Linked DNA regions of Mus musculus: all the other regions are linked to region 1. The links are chromatin loops, found by intact Hi-C in ENCODE. Cell type or tissue: heart. All regions are shown on one strand. Each heading gives the region's core, and the rest is flanking DNA. Links, peaks and the distances in the headings are about the cores only.

The links. Hi-C counts contacts between places; a loop is a spot of excess contacts. Peaks named below come from ENCODE experiments on the same cell type or tissue, not always from the same donor. Only the 100,000 strongest peaks of a DNase experiment are listed, where the experiment ranks them.
Region 2: it touches region 1 in a loop (3-fold over the local background); 8 of 42 quality-filtered maps call a loop at or near these places.
Region 3: it touches region 1 in a loop (2.2-fold over the local background); 5 of 42 quality-filtered maps call a loop at or near these places.

Annotation. Positions count from the first base shown.
Region 1 is chr6:87,332,591-87,338,627 of GRCm38, forward strand. It overlaps Antxr1 (anthrax toxin receptor 1), which reads right to left and starts at 3,185. Exons shown (of 18, transcript NM_054041.2): 1 at 2,707-3,185. The coding sequence starts at 2,852. In heart, for the core only: a CTCF peak has its summit at 3,304 (motif pointing left); DNase peaks (open chromatin) are centred at 2,681 and 3,001; H3K4me3 peaks cover 891 bases; H3K27ac peaks cover 875 bases; H3K27me3 peaks cover 775 bases.
Region 2 is chr6:87,383,561-87,389,597 of GRCm38, forward strand. Gkn3 (gastrokine 3) reads right to left here and starts at 5,375. Exons shown (of 6, transcript NM_026860.1): 1 at 5,234-5,375; 2 at 3,803-3,856; 3 at 3,491-3,625; 4 at 1,907-2,014; 5 at 775-916. The coding sequence starts at 5,275. In heart, for the core only: a CTCF peak has its summit at 2,834 (motif pointing left); no DNase peak of the experiment used is centred there; H3K27me3 peaks cover 2,270 bases.
Region 3 is chr6:87,244,291-87,250,327 of GRCm38, forward strand. All of the region lies in intron 10 of Antxr1 (anthrax toxin receptor 1), which reads right to left. The region is part of intron 3 of Gm38851 (a long non-coding RNA gene); the gene reads left to right. Among named protein-coding and RNA genes, the nearest start is that of Gm38851, 24 kb to the left of the region's middle. In heart, for the core only: no CTCF peak of the experiment used is centred there; no DNase peak of the experiment used is centred there.

The DNA of each region.
Region 1 (6,037 bases), core at 2,359-4,858:
GCCTAGCCTCACTCCTTACAAAGGTGGAATGCACATGATGTTTGGAAACATAATAGTATAAGTATTATCTATTTCTCCTAAAATAACTTGCAAACATACACAATCTGCAATGAGCGTACAGTACTCTGCATATTTCATGTCTTACTTAAATCCCATTGTTGGACATTTAGGTAATTCTCAGCTTTTTATTGTAAATAGCACTACCATAGACTCCCAGTAAGGGAGTCTTTTTCTAATGCATTTTTCCCCCTTAAGATAAAGACGTGTTGGATGAAACAGAAGAACCTTCGCCGTGTTAAGAGCACACGATGCTTTCTGCCGATGCATCTTCTCATCTGCACGACTCATGTGGCAGCCACATGTGACTATTTAATTTAAACAAAATTAAAAGTTCACGTCCTCATTTGCACGGGGGGGGGGGGGCACATACGGCAAGTAGCTACTGTTCTGGTTAGCAGGAACATGAAGCACTTCTGACCTTCTAGAAAACTCTACCATGCAGTTCAAGTCCACAAAGAATACCAGTTCACACTGCCCTGAGCAAGACAGGACACAGGTGGCCACTGCTGCACACTGAAATGCCTTAAAAGCCTCTGCCACACAATACACACTGTCCCCTCACGTCCCCACCTCTTTAAATGCTAATGAGTCAGACTCTTTCTGTTCAAATATTAGCTTTAACATATAGTTTTCTTTGGAAATTAAGACATCATAAAGCTATTTTCTAATTAGCTTTTCCACCCCAAGACCAGCCCTTCAGAGAGTAAATTAGGCTGCAAAAGCTTTAGCAACTTGTTGTATCTCACTTGTGCTATCTGCATGCCCAGAAGATCACAGAGCTTATGTATTCAACCCCCCCCCCCCGCCACCGTCCCCTGATAGTCTTCTTCCTAGCTTCTGTGTCCTTGTCACTCTCTATAAGATGTAAGCCTAAGGTTACACGGATAGTCCTTGTCCACATACTCTTTGAACTTTTCCAAACCGTTTTCAGGGATGTGCCTTCTAGTACAGTTAAATTTTTGCAGAGAAAGCATGTCTTCACTATTTTTTTCCAAAATAAATAAATAAATAAAATAAAATCTAGCTTTTGACTTAGTTGTGTCCCCTTCAGAAATGATCCAAAGATGATTCTACTGAATCCCTTCCATCACCTGAAGAAATTCCATTTATAAGTTGGACCAAAATATTCAGTCCAAATTATAGATTTAGGCCACCAGGTTATGCTCACAGCACCAAGGCAGTCCTCGGTCTGGGGAAATGATGCTTTTGTTTGTTCAAGTTGCCCCGTGGGTCTCTTGGGATTTCTTGGGCTATGGCTTTTGTTGGTGTTGTTTGGTTGTCTTTTGAGACAGTCTCAGGCAACCCTGGTTGGCGTCAAACTCCTTGCGTAGCCTAGGAGCCCAGAATCACCTTGACCTCCTCCCAACTGCAGGGCTTCCAGGCATGCACCACCTCCATCACAGTGAGTTTATGGGGTTTGTGGTGCTAGGGCTTATACGTTCTATAGCATCCTGCTGACTGAGGCACAGATCCAGCCCCCAAGTCCCCTTAGAGGGGCACAATGGGGAGCACCTTTGCCTCCAGACACAGTCCCAGAGGCTCCCCAACGCAGGGGCTCCAGTTCCCACCTGCTAAAGGCACAAAAGATTTTCCATTTCTTAGCCCAGCCCTGAATTTTCAGTATCCACCTTCTCGTAAATCTGTAAGAAAGAGACCTCGCTTTTTAATCCAAAGTACCTGGAGCTCAAAACAGCCTCTACGGAAAAAAATCAAGCCCCAGCAGCAACTGTGAAGCACATTTGGTGTCCAGCGGCCAGCTTATTTTTCAGGACTCTTGTTCCAAGTCCCAAATACTTTCCAGTCTGTGAAATTCACCTCCCTACCACTGTAGCTGCAAGCGCCTCTCCTGGCACTGGCACAGATCTAAGGAGCCCGGATCTTGAGGCACTTTTTATTGTTGTAGCCGCTTTTCAGCAGAGCGCATGAAGCTTACTTGAGTAACTGTGGCTTTGGCAAACCCTGTGGGGATCTGGAAAGTGTCGAACTGGACTTAACTCAGTTCTTCCTTAAGCAAAGTTCCTTTTAGTAAGGAGTAATCTTGCTGGTTTCCCTGGCAGCCCATCAGTCAAAAACCATCAGCCCAAATTGATCTACACCTCAGTTCTGAAGGCAAGGGGTGCTGGAGACATTTGCCAGCATTTGAAAGCATTTTTAGTTAACACCAATCAGGCGGAAGAGTGGCCTTGTGGCTGGCTTCTGTCTATAGGGTAGGGGGCAGAAATGGTGCTTAGAGCCCTTAAGCGGATGGTGAAGTCTGCACAAAAACTAGTTGGAACCCCAGAGGTGGAGAATCCGTGCCTTGGACTTCCACAAGTGCCCCGGGTCAACAGGCATCATGCCATGGAGAACAAAGACTGCATTTTTACATTTTGTAAAAAGAGGTGGCTAATTTTGAAGAATACCCACGTCTCCAACTTTGGAAGTGTCTGCAAATTCTACTTCTGGTTGCAATTCCTTCTCCCAAGATTGGAAAGCAATAAGACAAATAGAGCCAACTGCATCCTCCCTGGACTCGCAAGCTCCGGGCCAGAGACAGCAAAGAAAGCAGGCTAAGCATTTCAGACGCCCCGCAGTTGAGGACCGGCGGCCAGCTGTGGTGCGCCCTAGGGACCGCCCGCCCCAGAGCAGCATCCTCCAGGCACTTACTTGTCCAGGATGAAGTAGAGGTCGAATCCTCCGTAGCAAGCTGGTCCCCCATCCTCGCGGCGGCCCCCGTGTCCGGCGCACACGAGCACGAGTGCAGCCACGCAGAGTCCCCGCAGGCCCGCACCCAGGCGCCCCGCGCGGTCCATGCTGCAGCCGGAGCGCTGGCCTCGCTGGCGTCCGTGTGACATCAGGGGCGCGCCATACGCGGCCTGGGCTCCGGTCAGGTCCCCCGGCTCTCAGCAAACGCCCGGAAGCAATTGTTCAGAGAAGTTCAAGGATTTCGCTTTGGTTTCCGCTGGTTCTGAGCCCGGGTTTCGAGTTTCAGGGACCCAGGGCGTTCTGCTGTGTGGAGCTGCCGGGATAGGGCCACCAGGCCGCTCCCAGGCTGCGCTTGAAGCTTTGCAGTCGAAGCAGTTCCGTCCCGATGGCTCTTTGTCCTAGATTTTAAGTATGATGGGGTGGGTTTTCAAATTGTTCTTGGTTGGGGCAGTGCGGTGTCTTTGCTCCCTCCCTCCCTTCTTTTTTTTTTTTTTTTTTTTTTTTTTTTTTTTGGAAAAAGTCTAAAGAGTGCCATCTTGTGGCCAAGGGCGGCGAAAATGTTGGGGTCCCCTAGACCTTGGCTGGGGCGGAATTGGGTGGGGACTTTTGGCAGGGGATAAATCTTAAGAGTTTTCAGGTGAGGTGCACGCCTTTAATTAATCCTTCCTTTTCGTCTCCTTTCTTAACTTTTCCACGGCCAGGTCTTCATCCTCTCTAACCATCCCCCAACCCCCATGCCTTCTTTCTGTTTTGCTCTTCTGTATCTGCGGATACAGTCCCTGTAAACATTTGATGAAAACTCATTTCCTTCGAGCAGGGTGACTCCAACTCCAGGCCAGGACTTTGCAAACAGGAGCCTTTGTGCAAATGAAGCACAAGGCTTGATCTTACATAGTTTTACTGCAGATCACAAAGGGCTCTGGTTAAAATCTGCACAGACAATGCCACCGAATGTAGTTGTTGAGGTTTGGAACAGCCAAGGCATCTAGATTGTCCGCATCTCCACGTTTTAGGGAGTCTTGTGGTAACACCAACCCTGGTGACTTGTTTGAGGATTAACTGTTCACTGCTAATTCTCCAGTGCCTGCTAAGCCTTCAGGTGACTGCAGCCTCTGACACCCAAGCAGGCACCTGACCTGGCCCTCCTCTGACTCCCAACCTTGGAAAGCAGGCAGCAGTGTTTGCCTGTGCTCTGAGCTGCTGGCTTGGGGGTGGTTTGTTACTCAATCACAGGTAACTAATACATGCCTGTTATTAATTTAAACACTGGAGAATTTCTGTAGGAAGAAAGTTGATTTAACAGTTTTCCAGGCATGCTTGTTCATAAAATTGTCTTCAGGTAACACCTACTAGCACCCACATTTTTGAAGTTGCTGTTTGCAGGAAAAAAAAAATAATTAGGAGAAGTAAAAATACTCAAACTGACTACAGTTGCTTTTTCTATAATTTTTTTACTGCCTCAAACAAGGAAAACCCATCTTGGCCCCACTAAGCTCTGTGATAAGAAAGAGGAGGGGATCTCTACAGAAGCCAGCTGGACCAATGAAGGCTGGAAAACTAGGGGGTGAGGGGCACTGGTCCAGGACAAGGAGGAACTTGGGGACAGTGTAATAAAGGAAGTGATCTGAGCCTGGAGGATAGGGTTTACATGTCCCTACAGGGAAGCAAGGGACAGGAGAAGCTAGCAGTTCAGAACATCTCATTCTCATGTCCTGGGTGTCCTCTGAGCTCTTTAAGAGTTTGGGTGGCAGAGAAATGCCTTGAGAATATTATGGGGTGGGATTGGGGGTGGTCTAGAAGGTCTGCCTGGGAGAGAGCAAAAGGTCGCTGATAGAGCTCCCTAAGGCCAAAACCCACCATTGCATAGAACAGGTAGAGGCTTAGGTTCCAGAATGGGCAATTTCATTCAAAATGTTTACAGAGAAGTGAGGATTGTAGAAGAGTGTGCCCCCCTCCCCCCACACACACCTTAGGATAAATGTGGCCCTAGAGAGGGCAGAGAAGTAGCTGGAGTCATTCGGGTATTGGAGTGTACTAGCTACCATGCCTCTCTGTCAAGATTATGCAGAGGCCTTTTGATCCAAGAGGATCATCTCCAGCTTGCTGCTGCTGCTCCATTCTCTTCTTCCTTCCCTTCTTCTCCTCTGCCTCTTCCTCCTTCTCCTCCTCCTTTTCTTCTTCCTCCTCTTCCTTCTCCTTCTCTTCCTCCTCATCCTCTTCTTCTCGATCCTCCTCCCCCAGCTACACAAGTAAAAGCTAGGGTGTGAAAGGGTCTCAACAGTCCACGTATTGTGGGCATCAGGAGAATAAGCCCTGGGAAACCTCCATTTACCATTTGACATTAACAAATTGTCAGTTTTACAGTGAGAGGAGGAAGTGATTCAATCCTGTGCTGTGCCAGGTCACAAAAGAACAAGGAGACAGTTTTTGACTATTCGGACGTTTTGTCTGACATAGGAAAACTACTTAAGGATTCTAGAAATCTCCAGTCTTTGTTTTTCAAGAGATTAGAGAAATTGCCTTCAGACTGCAGTGGCAGCTTCTCACTGACCCACTCCCTGTGGACTCCTTCCTCCCATGATGCTTCAGCCAAGTTGTCAGACACCTGCTAGGTGCTTCATCACTCTCTCATGTTGCTATGTAATCTTCCCAGAATCTCACTGGGTACCAACATGCTACTTGGATTATTGACAAAGGCTCTAAGAAGGACTCCAGACAGTACAGACAGAATAAAATTTAGATTGTTTCTCTTATAGATAGTTGCCAACAATGTAGACAATTCTAACACATTCATGTCACATTCATGTCACCTAAGCCCACTATTTATAGGTTCTCACTAGTCCCTGGACCACACACTTTGTGCAGAAGGGTCAGGAGAATATTTATCAGAAACAACTTATCTTCTGGAACAACAGAATTCTGAAGAATCTGAGCCATATTGGCTTTGGTGGTGGGATAAACAAAAGTACTAACAATCAAGCAAAGTCCAAGCTCTGAAGCTACAGGAAGACGCCATGAGGGCATCCCAGAGGCCAGACAATCTACAGCTTCAGCCCAGAAATGGTCAGAAATGTTCAACTCAGGAACATTAATACTTGCCCGCCCCCAAGCCAAGCTGAGTCTAGCTTCAAGGAAGTGTGATATAAAATAGCTTATGGTTCAAGCCAATGCACCAGCCCAAAGCCCTCTTAGCAGCCTTTGCAATGCAGAGACGAAACCCACTTAAGAAGGAATGTCACTCAACTATGACTAATCCAGAGCCCTCCAAAGAATAAGCTCATATGGTAGATGG
Region 2 (6,037 bases), core at 1,725-4,224, 50 kb after region 1:
CAAAGTCAGAGTCAACAGGTACATGGGACACCAGCATTCGATGAACCCTCAGGTCAGCAGAGGCCCACACCGGCCCCTCTCACCAGCCCTTGCTGTAGTCACCTCTTTCTTTTATGGTTCTTTTATTGCGCTTTGTAACCCCTTAGCCCAGTGTGGTCTGGTTCTCTCCGGGACCCTTGTGTCTTGAAGAACTCTGGCTGGGGGTTTACGACCAAGGCACTCGGGAGGCAGAGGCAGGTGGATTTCTGAGTTCCAGGACAGCCTGGTCTACAAAGTGAGTTCCAGGACAGCCTGAGCTATACAGAGAAACCCTGTCTCGAAAAACTAAAAAACAAACAAACAAACAAACAAAAAAAGAGGTGGGGGGGGGCACCGGCTGCGTTGCTGACTGCTTCTGGACTCACAGGCAGATCTTGGAGTTTTAGCCTCTAGCAATTACAATTCCTCCAGTCACTGATTTTCTCCCCGCAGAGTACCGAGGGCTCCAAAGTCAATGGCCTTCCCCTACAGTGGGTGTGGCTAAGCTCGAGTCAGGGCTGGGTGTCCATCAGCCATCAAATCCCAAAGCAGTCTATGGCGGCTCCCCTACTCTCCATCCCCCCTCCCCCCGCCATGAGCCTTGTAAGGAATCCCCTACATCCCAAACACGCGGCTTCTCTTCCACTGGAGAAAAGATGGAATGAGCGATGTCATTGCATTTTGCCAATAGGTCCCGAAACTCCTCCCTTTTCTTTTGATTCATGCATCACCTCCTGTTTCCAGCAGTGAACACACCTTCTTTTTGCTGCCGAGCAAAGTAGGTGGGGACGGCTCTGCACAGGTCTTTGATTGGCACTCCGTATTGGGCCAAGTTTTTGATTCGGCTGGGTAAAACTGTGTAGGTCAGTCCTCGAGTAGGTGGGTAGTGACCGGAAGCCTGTAAGAGGGGGCGTCTCAGATACGGCATATCCAAGAAGGGGTTCACAGGGGAGCTGTGAGGATTCGTGGGGAGATTCAGTACCAATCCAGACTTGCTCTCCGGTGTCTCTAGCTGCAGTGTTTTATTGAGCCTCAGGAGGGCGAACAAGGCTCTGGCAAACTCTGGACCCAGTGGCGTTTTCTATTAGCTTTGGGTGCGTTCTCATTAACCCTGATTAGTTTAAAACATTTATTGCGTTTATATTTCGTCAGTTTAGATGAACAGGACACTTTGAACTTCTCTTTTAAAGATTTGTGTATTTTAGTTTTATGCGTAGGAGTGTTTGAAGTTACAGACTGGTGAGAGTCTCCTTGTGGGGGCTGGGAACCAAACCGGGACCCTCTGCGAGAGGAGCAAGTGCTCTTAACCTCCGAGCATTTCTCCACCCACAACTTTTAAAAATAGCATTGCTTTAACACACTTTTTTCCTAGAGTTAGTACCGCCACCCCCAGTTCTGAATGCTGTCCAAATGTGTTGACATTTAAGCAAAGTTGGAATAGATCCCACAAGTTGCAGAGAATATCCTCCTGGCTTTAACTTATTTAACAGTTCCCAATCTCACTAGAGAGGGTAGGCAAGAACTTCAGCAATCTTGGGCTTAATGGTAATAATGGTGTGTGTGCGGGGGGGGGGGGGGGGGGGCAGGAAAGGCAGGAAGGAAAGAGACAGAGACAGGGTCGTGAAATCATTGCAGTGTTTGCATCCAGCCCCTTGTGTCTTCTAGCATAGTTTGAAGCCATTGGGAATGAGGTCATTACATAGGATATTGATTGATTCAGTTGTGCTTAGCCTTGAATGGGACACCAAAGTCCTTTGAACATGATGTGACTTCATGGCAGGAAGGAGAGACATGGATGAAGCTCCTGTCCATGTCTTAGAGAGTGGCTGTTACGTTGGAAAGCCCCATAGTAGACACCAGTCAGAGACACCTGGACACGCTCACTCACCTGTTTGCCCAGGGCCTGGGTAATATCATCCAAACTTGGGAAGGCTGCTGGGTCCATCTTTGCCAGAACACAGGCCATCTTGCTAAACAGCTTAGCTGCCAGGAGGTCCTTAAAGCAACAGAGCAGAAACGTGTTACCTATCGTCTCAGTACTAATGCACCTGCTCGCCTCAGGGGTGCAATACCCTGCTAGTCTGACCGAAATGCGGAACATCTCAGAAGGGCTGCACTCTGGATGCCAGAGCACAGGTCAGCTTCTGCTCCTGTCTCCTCTGCTCCTCCTGGTGAAGGTTTTATCTCCCAGGTAGGGTAGGATGGTAATACAACAATGTGGATGATCTTAGGGGCCTGCTCTGCTACTCTAAGGCTCTTGAGAGCCTCAGTTTGTTTGTTTATTTTATCAATAAAGCAGGAGGAATAGCCTTTCTTCTGTGGAGTTGTCATGGAAATGAGGTGAGAGCTGAGGTCCTCACTGCCTGGGGGAATGTTGTATAAGCTGCAGAGGGCTCTCTTGAGTACCCAGGGCAGTTGGGAGGCCTCAGTCAAGACTTGGGTTCTAGAGCTAGGTCTGCCTGCATACCTCTTCCTTGTGGTCTGTTATTTGTTCTTCCCTGGCTTGGATCATAGCTGCAGTTTGCTGCTGCCGGGTCTGACAGAGCCCCAGGTACAGCTGCAAGAAACTCAGCCTCTAGATCAGTCGTTTTCAACACACTGGCTCTGACCCTTTGGGGGTCAAATGACCTTTTTCACAGAGGCTGAATATCAGATGTTCACATTATAATTCATAACAGCATGAAAATTACAGTTATGAAGAAACAATGAAATAATTTTATGGTTGCGGGTCACTGCAACATGAGGAACCATATTGAAGCATCACACTAATGGGAAAGTTGAGAACCTGGGCTCTAGCAGTAATTCTGCCTTCCTTGCGCCACCTAGTGGCCTACTGTGGAATGTTTCCCTGAGGAATTTTTTTTTTTTACTTGGCTTCTCATAGCATCCATTAGAGGCAATCTGTAGTCCGGGAGGATTCAGGGAATCTCCTTGGGAAGTTAAGAGTCAGGGAGGTGAAGAGAGAGAAGGCGTTAGGGGAAGATAACCTAGCGGACGCGGGGAGAGTGGAGAGGACACCTTGTGTCTATTCTGAGTCTTCCAGTGTGCTGGAGAGAATGTGACAGAGTGAGGAGGACCTGGGTGGCAAAGGGCTGAGTGGGGAGGCTGGGTGGTGACTTCGTTCCATCCTTTAAAGTCCCACTAGGTAGGAGAGGCAGCTGCTGGAGTTGTTTTGCAGATTTGGCAACCGAGGCACGCTAAACAGAAAAATATTCTCCGCGGTCACAGAAGATTTTATTAAAGAGTTCGGCTAAGTCACAGGGTTACTCTTCCTGGTTATGTGTCATCCTAAGGGGCCTCGTTACTGAAGGAGGTGGTGATTCATAGCCGCATTCCTTTAGAAGTCAACATTAGAAGACAAACCAACTTCTATAGCACACCCCAGTCCCTGAGGAAGACAGTGAAAAGGCTTCCATTTGGAGCAGACCTAAGAGCTCTCTTGTCCTTGTAATAAGTGCGTTTCACATCTTACGTTCTTGTAGTCCATGACTCCATCCCATTCACTCTGAACGCTGTTGTCTCGGATGCTGACCACACCTCTGAGGGCATCGACATGGATGGTCTGGGTCCCCACAGAGCCATCCAGAGGATAACTGTCGCTAGTGTTCTAGAAGGAGCAATCAACAATGAGTAAAGCCAGTGGCCCCAAGTGTCTATCTGCTCATCCTGTGCAGGGTTAAGGGGGAATCCATGAGAAACTACAGGAATAATACCCCTGGGTATTATCTTTGAAATGTTTCTGCTAAAAGACATAGGTAGACTGGACCCTCTCCACCATACTCACCGTCAGCGCCAGAGCTGGAACTAGAAAGACAGTCACAAGAATGGAAGGCGCAATCTGAAATGGAACAAAGGTCACTGTGCTTAGTCCTTGGCCTCTGATGAGCTTAGACTCCAGGGCTGCCTTGCTGGGGTCCACAGCTTTCACCTCCCTCCATCCCTGCAGAGTTCCCAGGTGTGTCAGGACACTATAGCTTACTGTGTTCACACAGGGTGTGCCTGCTGCTCAGGAGGCAAGGTTTTGTCAGTCACTCAAGGACACTCCTATGTGGCTTCTACTGTCAATCACTGGGATAGATTTAGCCAACCTGACAGGGTAGGATCAGCCTGGACCACTATAGCTCAGGCCTCCCACTCTTCCTTTTTGTGCTACCTCTCTACTTCCAGGGCTGGGCACATCCTCTACTCCAGCTCTTGATCCAAACCCCAAATCTCACAGTCAGCCCTATTCCGCCTCTGCCCACCCTCCATCCCCCCTGGAAACTGACACCCTCCAGGCTTCCTTTCCTCTGAATTCTCTTACCTTGCCTAAGAAGAAAGCTACTCACTGTTATTTGCATACTATTTTGGGGGAAATTATGTTAGAATGTACCTAGGCCTTAAAATATTTAAGTTGTTCAGTTCCTCTATGTGGTGTGCTCTGCCCATCAAGGGAGTTTTCTGCAGCAGACATTAATAAAAGAATAGGGGGCTGGGTTAAGCTAGCCATAGTTTCTTGTGTACTTGAGGCTGGCCCAGCTCAAGTGCACCCATCATGACAAGTGGGACTGGCAGGGTCCTCCCTTCTCTTAACATCCATGAAAAGTCGGCATCTGGCTTCAGTAACAAACGGGGCCCCTGAAAGTCAAAGGAAGCGGCTATTCTACAGTGTTATCATCACCACAGTGCAGTGCAGCGCAGCTGCCATAGACACAGAGCTGCAGAGGGTGAAGCTGCTTTAGTGAAAGCTGGATGTGGTCGTGCCTGCCTTGAATGCCAGCACCCAGGAGACTTAGATGGAGGATTTGGAAAGTCTGAGACAAGCCACAGCGAGTCAAAGTAGCCTGGACTACAGAATGAGGCCTTGTCTTAAAAAAGCCAGAGGGACAAAAAGCACTCTATCCCAGCTGGCCCCACATGCATCTAAGCTATTCCCCACTGGCAATTTGTAAATACGGAAAACCACTGCAGACAAGACTCCAGCATATGAGTATCTACCTGGCCTCCAAAGAGTCTTGACTTTTAAGAAATTAGTTATTGATTCCATTAGAGGACACCCTTCCTTCAGATTCTCCAAAACAGAAGTGCCAACAGAAGATTGCACACCCAATCATCGTTTGAAAATTCTGCCTGGGTTGATTTGAACAGTTCCTGGGGCAGGGAGGATCCAGACCTCCTTGGCTGGTCTGACTGGGATATATATATGCTCCACATTCAAAGTTAAAGATGTACTCACAAGGCGTCTCATGTTGTCTCTCTCCAGCGAATGCAACGGCATGCATAATACAATTTTCTATGATCCGTTCATTTCCCAAGTCTAGTTTATATAGACTTCAGCCTCTCAGGTCTCACTATGATAAGGGGCTCAGGGACTGGTTATCTACGATCCAGAAACCATTAGGGGGAAAGCTAGTTATGTAATTACGGTTATCATTTCCTTTTACTAGATCCGAGTGTTTTTCTTTCTCTCAATAGCTCGGCAGGTTCCAAGGCAAACACTGGATAAGAATAGGTCTTTGTGGCTCGTGTACTCCTGACCCCAGAGCCACTGTGTAAGGACTTATAAGCTGCTGATACAAAATCAAGGGGATCACACTTGAACTTCTTGATTTCTGAAAAGTATTCTTTTCCTAACAGTGAGAGCGGGTCGAAGAAACCTCATAAAACCCAAGAGACAAACTGATTTACAAGATTATTGATTGGCAAACAGTCTTGTCCCTTCCTCATCCAAACACAGATCACACAGTTTGCTCTGCACCCTCTGCCTCCACCAACTTCATCTCTATTCATTTCTTCAATGCCCTCTCTGTCTGACGTAGCTCAGGTCCCAGTGAACTCTCTGATGCTTGGTCCCACTAATGTGGATTTTCTGGTTTGCCTCTTCATTTCAGGGTAGTTTTTCTACCAAATCAAACCAAACCAAACCAAACAAAACCTTTGACTTGCTGCAGAACTACTGAGACATGAGGAACTCTGACCCTCACACAGTAGCACCAATTCAAGGGCTTTCACACACTTGTTTTTTCAAGCTCTGATTGGT
Region 3 (6,037 bases), core at 1,725-4,224, 89 kb before region 1:
ACCCACAGCTCTTGTGTACAGTACCTGTGGTGCAGCCCCACCCACAGACCCCCAGGCAGCCACAGGGTGGCCCCAGAAGGCCTGTGACTCCAGGCTCCATGCTGTGGTTTGAGCTGGAGGGCTTCTGAGGTGGCTGCAGGCAGGCACTGGCTCCTGTCTCATCCCTCTGTCCTAGCTAACAAGGGGTGGGAGGCAGGCAGAGGCCTGGGCAGAGGGACATTTCTCATTTTCCTTTTTTTTTGTCTTCCTTTCCTGTTCGGAAGGCCAAATATTTCTGGGGCAAAGCAGGATGGAGAACGGTGGCGGCTTGGGGGTACAGCTCTGATGTCCCCGAGATTGAACCCAGGCTGGGAGGCTGTGGGTTCACTTACAGAGCTGGCATTTTTGCCTCTCAGAGGGGCTGTCTGGTTTGGAACCTGTTTTCACTTTACCACAAAAATGAGTGGCTTTTTCTTCCTCTCTCTTTAACAAAGGCAGGCCATTTGGTTTCCATAACTCAGATCATCCGAGTCCTTCCTGGAATGGCCACTTGGGAAGCAGGGTCCAGGGACTTCCTCCTTCACCACAGAGGGGCCCCGTGCCTAGTTTGGGGGCCATGTCAGCCCCCCTCCCCATTGCAGCCTCTGCCAATGCCAGTGTGTTGTGCTGTTTATGGGGCCGTAATCCACTCTGAGGACAATGAGGCCCTGCTTCCCTGCTCACTGGGTGGCCATTTCACTTCACAGCTCCCTGGCACGGCATGGAATAGAAAAGGGTAATGGAGACCAGGAGGCTGGAGCAGCCTGCTCTGTCTTGTTCACAACCAGGGAGAAAATTAGAGGGGTAGGAGTTGAAGATCAGATTATTATTTCTTCTTCTTCTTCTTCTTCTTCTTCTTCTTCTTCTTCTTCTTCTTCTTCTTCTTCTTCTTCTTCTTCTTCTTCAATGAATGTGAAATGCATGTATTTCAGAATTCTAAGAACGCCTATGACATATTAATCTAAATCCTTTGTCTATAGGGGTCTGATAATCAGAAAGAAGTTTGACTTAAATCAGGATTTGAGAACTAATGGGTGTCATTACAGATTGAACATAATCTGGGACCTGGTATCCTGGAAGCTGACTACAGGTGTGAAGAGAATGGAAGAGACCAGCTCTGACAGTTTCAGGTTCAAATCCCAGGTTTGGCTCTGACTAGTGTGTAACTGGGGTCAGGTTCATCTACGAATTGTGGCTATGATATCATTGGGCTGTTGTGTGTAAATAGGAATGAATGAAAGCACAAAGTATGGCATTTAAGACTCAATAAGAACCCAGGAAGAGTCCCCTCACTTTATTACAGTGGCACCTGAGCCTTTAAAATCCACTTCAAATGTGAAGACCACAGTTTTCAAGATGTTTTAGTGCTTATTAATATTGTTCAGCCTTACTGACATCATTTAGACACCAGGAGTTTTGGTGTGTGTGCATGTGTGTGTAGATAAATATATATGCATAAGGGTTCATCCATCCTTTATATACAGATAAACACATTTATGCTGATATTGCTGAGCACTATATAGCCATAGTCTTACAAGATGCTCCCACACCCATTGGGAAGGGAGAGACTATGGTACTACAGGTGGGTGCTCACCAATGCTCATTCTCCCACATGTCAGTTACTTGAGTTACTGCTACAGTATAAAAAGAGCCAGAGCTAGAATTCAAATCCATGTTTTGTTGAAATGATCAAGACCTTGAATAGGCAAAGCTGGACCCCAGCAGTGAGCATACCACCCAGGGCAGATGATCAAGAGTCCCAGCCCTGTGGTAGGCCTGGAGAATCTCCCTGGAGGCCCTGCTTTAAGGGCCATGAACTAAGAATCTTGAACCACACTGAAATGAGCCCAGTCCCAGGTTTCTAAACCCAAGAACATAACATTCCTCAGCTTGGGGAAGAAGTTCCCAGAATTCTTCCTTATAGTTTGGTGACTATGGATTTGGGATAAAAACAAGATTAAAATTCATTTGTCAACCCAAACACCAATCAGCGGGTTCTTTTTAAGACTGATTAAATAATTCAAATACTTTCCAAGTCTTGGCAACCTTTTCTTGATATAAATATGTATTTCTGGCAAGAAAAAAAGCAAAACAGAAAAATAGCTCCTAGTCCTTATCTAAGCCTACAAGAATTGGTTAAGCCCCTGAGGGTTTACATGCCTGCTCCGCAATTTGCATGAGTTAGAAGAACTGAGGAGTTCTGATGGAGTTCGATGATGTTGCTCTCAGAGCCCCCTGGGGTCTAGGGCATGTTGTCACGGCTTGATATGACAATGCTCACGTCATGAAGAGCTGAGCACAGCTCTGCCACACGTGGGAATACAGCCCTGGGCTAAGCTTTTGCCCTGTTCACCACTTTTCTAGAGTTCTTTTCTAGAAGATGGCGACCATACTCAGGTTTTGAATCGGAATGGGAATTATTATGAAAAGCTTAGCATTTGGTAAACACTCAACATGTTAACTGTAGTAGTAAGGCAGAGTGCTGCCAGGTTCATAGTCTGTGAAACACAAGGTGAGAGTGTTCTAGACTGAGGTGCTCTCATCATGTACCCACCACGCTACATCAGGACCACTGTGTATGTGTGTGTGTGTGTGTGTGTGTGTGTGTGTGTGTGTGTGCACATATATGAGATCCACTTCCAAATAGGGTTTTGGAACACACATATATGGTGCAGTGGTTCTCGAGTGGGGGCATATGCCCCGTAAGGGGACAGATGGAAACATCCAAGACAAGATGATGAATGAGATGGACATCTCCACAAGAATCATCATCTCCAAACATCAGCACTGTTGGGGGTCTGATGCGGCTCAAGATCTGTCTTCAGTCCACAGAAGCAGGGCTACAGGCATCCTTTTAGATCTCAGAGCTCCCTGGCTTGTTATTCCAATGTTCAGAAACTTCAGAATTGTTAAAGATACTGAGTAGAGGAGAGGGAATATGTCTGGGTAGAAGGACGAAGGATGTTTCAGGTTCTCACATAGGCTAGGTGGGGCCCAGGCCTTCCTAGTGGCCGATGGCATAGCACCTGTGCTATCCTCCTTGGTGAAGCTTCATCATAGAAATGTGGCTCCCATAGGCACTGTACTGCTATCAAGGTCATGACCTGATAGGGTAGGGAAGCTGTAGAGTCTAGGCGCCTGATACACAAACATCCACACGGGTCTGGGTTGAGGGAAGTTACAGCAGGAAATGAAGAGGGTTGTCTGGGTCACTGCATTTATAGGGAGGGATGTGTGTTAAGATCACACCACTGCCCCGGAGGAGAAGAAGCAAGAGAGTAAGCCTCGTGTCCTAGGCAAGGGTCAGATGCCTAGCTGGTCTTAGATCCCCACTGATCTTATACACAAGGGTTGATCTCCATAGCTCACACATCACTGTTCAAACTTTCCTGTCAGAATATCTCTTCTGAATTCTCAGGATGAAATCTCATTTTTATCTATTACAAAAGTAACATGTGCAGTGTAAAAATTCTGAGTTGATGAAACTCTTCAAGTATTTGGTAATCATAATTTCCAGTGATAAACTCTCTCTCTCTCTCTCTCTCTCTCTCTCTCTCTCTCTCTCTCTCTCTCTCTGTGTGTGTGTGTGTGTGTATGTGTATGTGTGTGTGTGTATGTGACAAGCTCTTCCCACACACCCCAGCCAAGCCTTATACTCACGGATAGCTCAGGCTGTGCTTTCCATATTGGCCTCCTGAGTGCTAGGGTTACTAAGGGTGTGCACCGGCACGCCCAGCTGATACACATCACAGAGGCCTTCGGGTATACTATTTCATTCTCTGTGTAATATTTTTATAGAATTGGGATCACACTACACATAACTTTGTGGGCCTTGGCATTCACATCTCTCTGCAGTTATTAGAGAAGCTTTGGGGATGGCAAGAAAACAAAATGAAGGTGATGGGGCCTAGTGCTCTTACAAATCATTTTTTCCTCTCTATAAATCCACACCAAAAAAAGTCTTGACTGTTGACATTTGTAAAACATACAAATTATCCTCTCAGCAAAGCTTCAGCCTTTTAAAATGTTGTAATCCCGAGGTCCAAATCACTGCAGCACTGCAAACAGCTGTAATTTGCTAAGAGTAAATATGCTTTTCAAAACCTCGTTTTTCCCCCACCAGCAACAATTCAGGATTCATGCACAAGGCATGTGCCTTGTGACACACAACTCTTCTGGCTGTGCACAATTAGATTTGGAAGCTCTTTACTTTTGGAGTTGCGACTAAGAGGCAAGCCTACCCCCAAAGCCCAAAGTCATGACCACAGGTCACAGCGAGCTCTGGAGGATGAAATCTTCACAGAAACCCAGAGGAGAGAGGAAGTCCCTATCCTCACCCCCGTGCCACAGCGCATGGCACGTGCTGCCCTGGAATGCAAGCTGGGGCCCAAACTGAAATGCACAGGGTGTGAGCCACGGGCGCTCTTTATTGCTTCTGCTCAGCAGACCCAACCTAACCTTTCCCAAAGAATGCTGAGTAAGGAGTTAAACAGCACAGAATTACAACCTGCCTGGGGCTCCTAGGGTCTAGCTGTGCTCAGGACCTTCTCTAGGATCATCCTATGAAAACCACAAAGAAGCAGGGCTGTACCAAGCCCCATCCCATCACTATATACATACAGGCACTGTCCATGAAGAACAAGCCACCTGGTGCAGAGGTAGAGGGGGAGCTTAGCTTCCCACACAGAATAAAAGGGTAAGGGTGGAGGCAGGCTGCGGGGGTGGGGTGGGTATGGGGTTCAAGCAAGTTTGCCTTGGTACTGTGTATGAAGAAGACCGTTTTGTGCCTGAGTCCACACAGGGCTTACTACCATTTCCTCTTGAGGCCATTGAACACTTGATAGCCCCCAACATCAAGTCTGATTGCACATGGGCTCTTGCAGATAATTCTGTCAAGCTGTCTCTGTAAAAGTCTCTGTGGAGGCAAACTTCCAAACCCACGTTCCCATGGTGGATTACAACCTGTCTGCTGATTGTTTAAAAATGAGTGATATGAGCAGTAGCCTACTCTTTCCAGGAGCCACTTTGAAACTAGGACCAAACCTGTGCTCCCTCTGAAAGCCAGGGCAATGGAGATGCATCCATAGTAAAGGGGAGGTCGCAGGGCTCAAGCGAAAGGAACCAACCAGGAAAGCAGGAAGGAGAGATGTCGTGGTGTGACCACACTGCTAGCTAACGGAAAATGATGCTCTAAACCCTGGGAGCTGCCTTCCCTGGACTGGGGTTCAGGACTCCCCTCTCCGATGTGCGATATCAGACAAGTGATCCAATCCCTTTGAGGCAGGTGCACAGCAGTCACCTGAGCACTGGAGCTGGGGCTTTGGGATCCTGAGGGAGAGAGGTGGTCCAAAGCCTTGGAGTAAGATCACCCAAGCCTAAGTTGCTACCAGGCCATCTACTGGCCTCTGACACTCCGTTTATCCGAGTTGTTTCCTTATCAGCAAAAATGAGGGCACAGATAACTCTTCCCTCTCCGTGTGGCTTTGGTGAAAACGAGGTGACCTGTAGGAGAGATGTCACAGAAGGGCATGTGGGCAGCACAGGGACAAGCTAGGCGCTCAGCCATCGGAAGCTGCTACCTCTTAGATGAAGCTTCCTGGGGAAGAATCAAGACCCCACAGGCTCCTTGTGTCTCTCCACTCTGAAGCACACAGTGACATTCTCATAGGAGATCAGCGCTTCAGGGATTCAAGCAAATTTCGCGCAGTGCCTTTGACCAGCACGCTTGATGCTCTAACTCACGCTTGAAACGGCTATGTTGGGAAGTTTCAGGTTTCCTCTTCCTTTTCCATTTCCCTCTACCTACTGTGGCAGATGCATTGATAATTACCCATGGGTACCAGCAGCAGCCCTGGCTCCCAGACGTTTCCTAAGATGAAATGTATAGTTTCTGGATAATAAGACAAAGTTTAGACAAACAAACACCCTGGACCATTCATATTCAAATGAGTTTCCCCCCCTTTTGGAAAGCTGAGCCTCTTTGGGGGGAATTTTCAAAATTGCCCATTTGGGAAAGTAT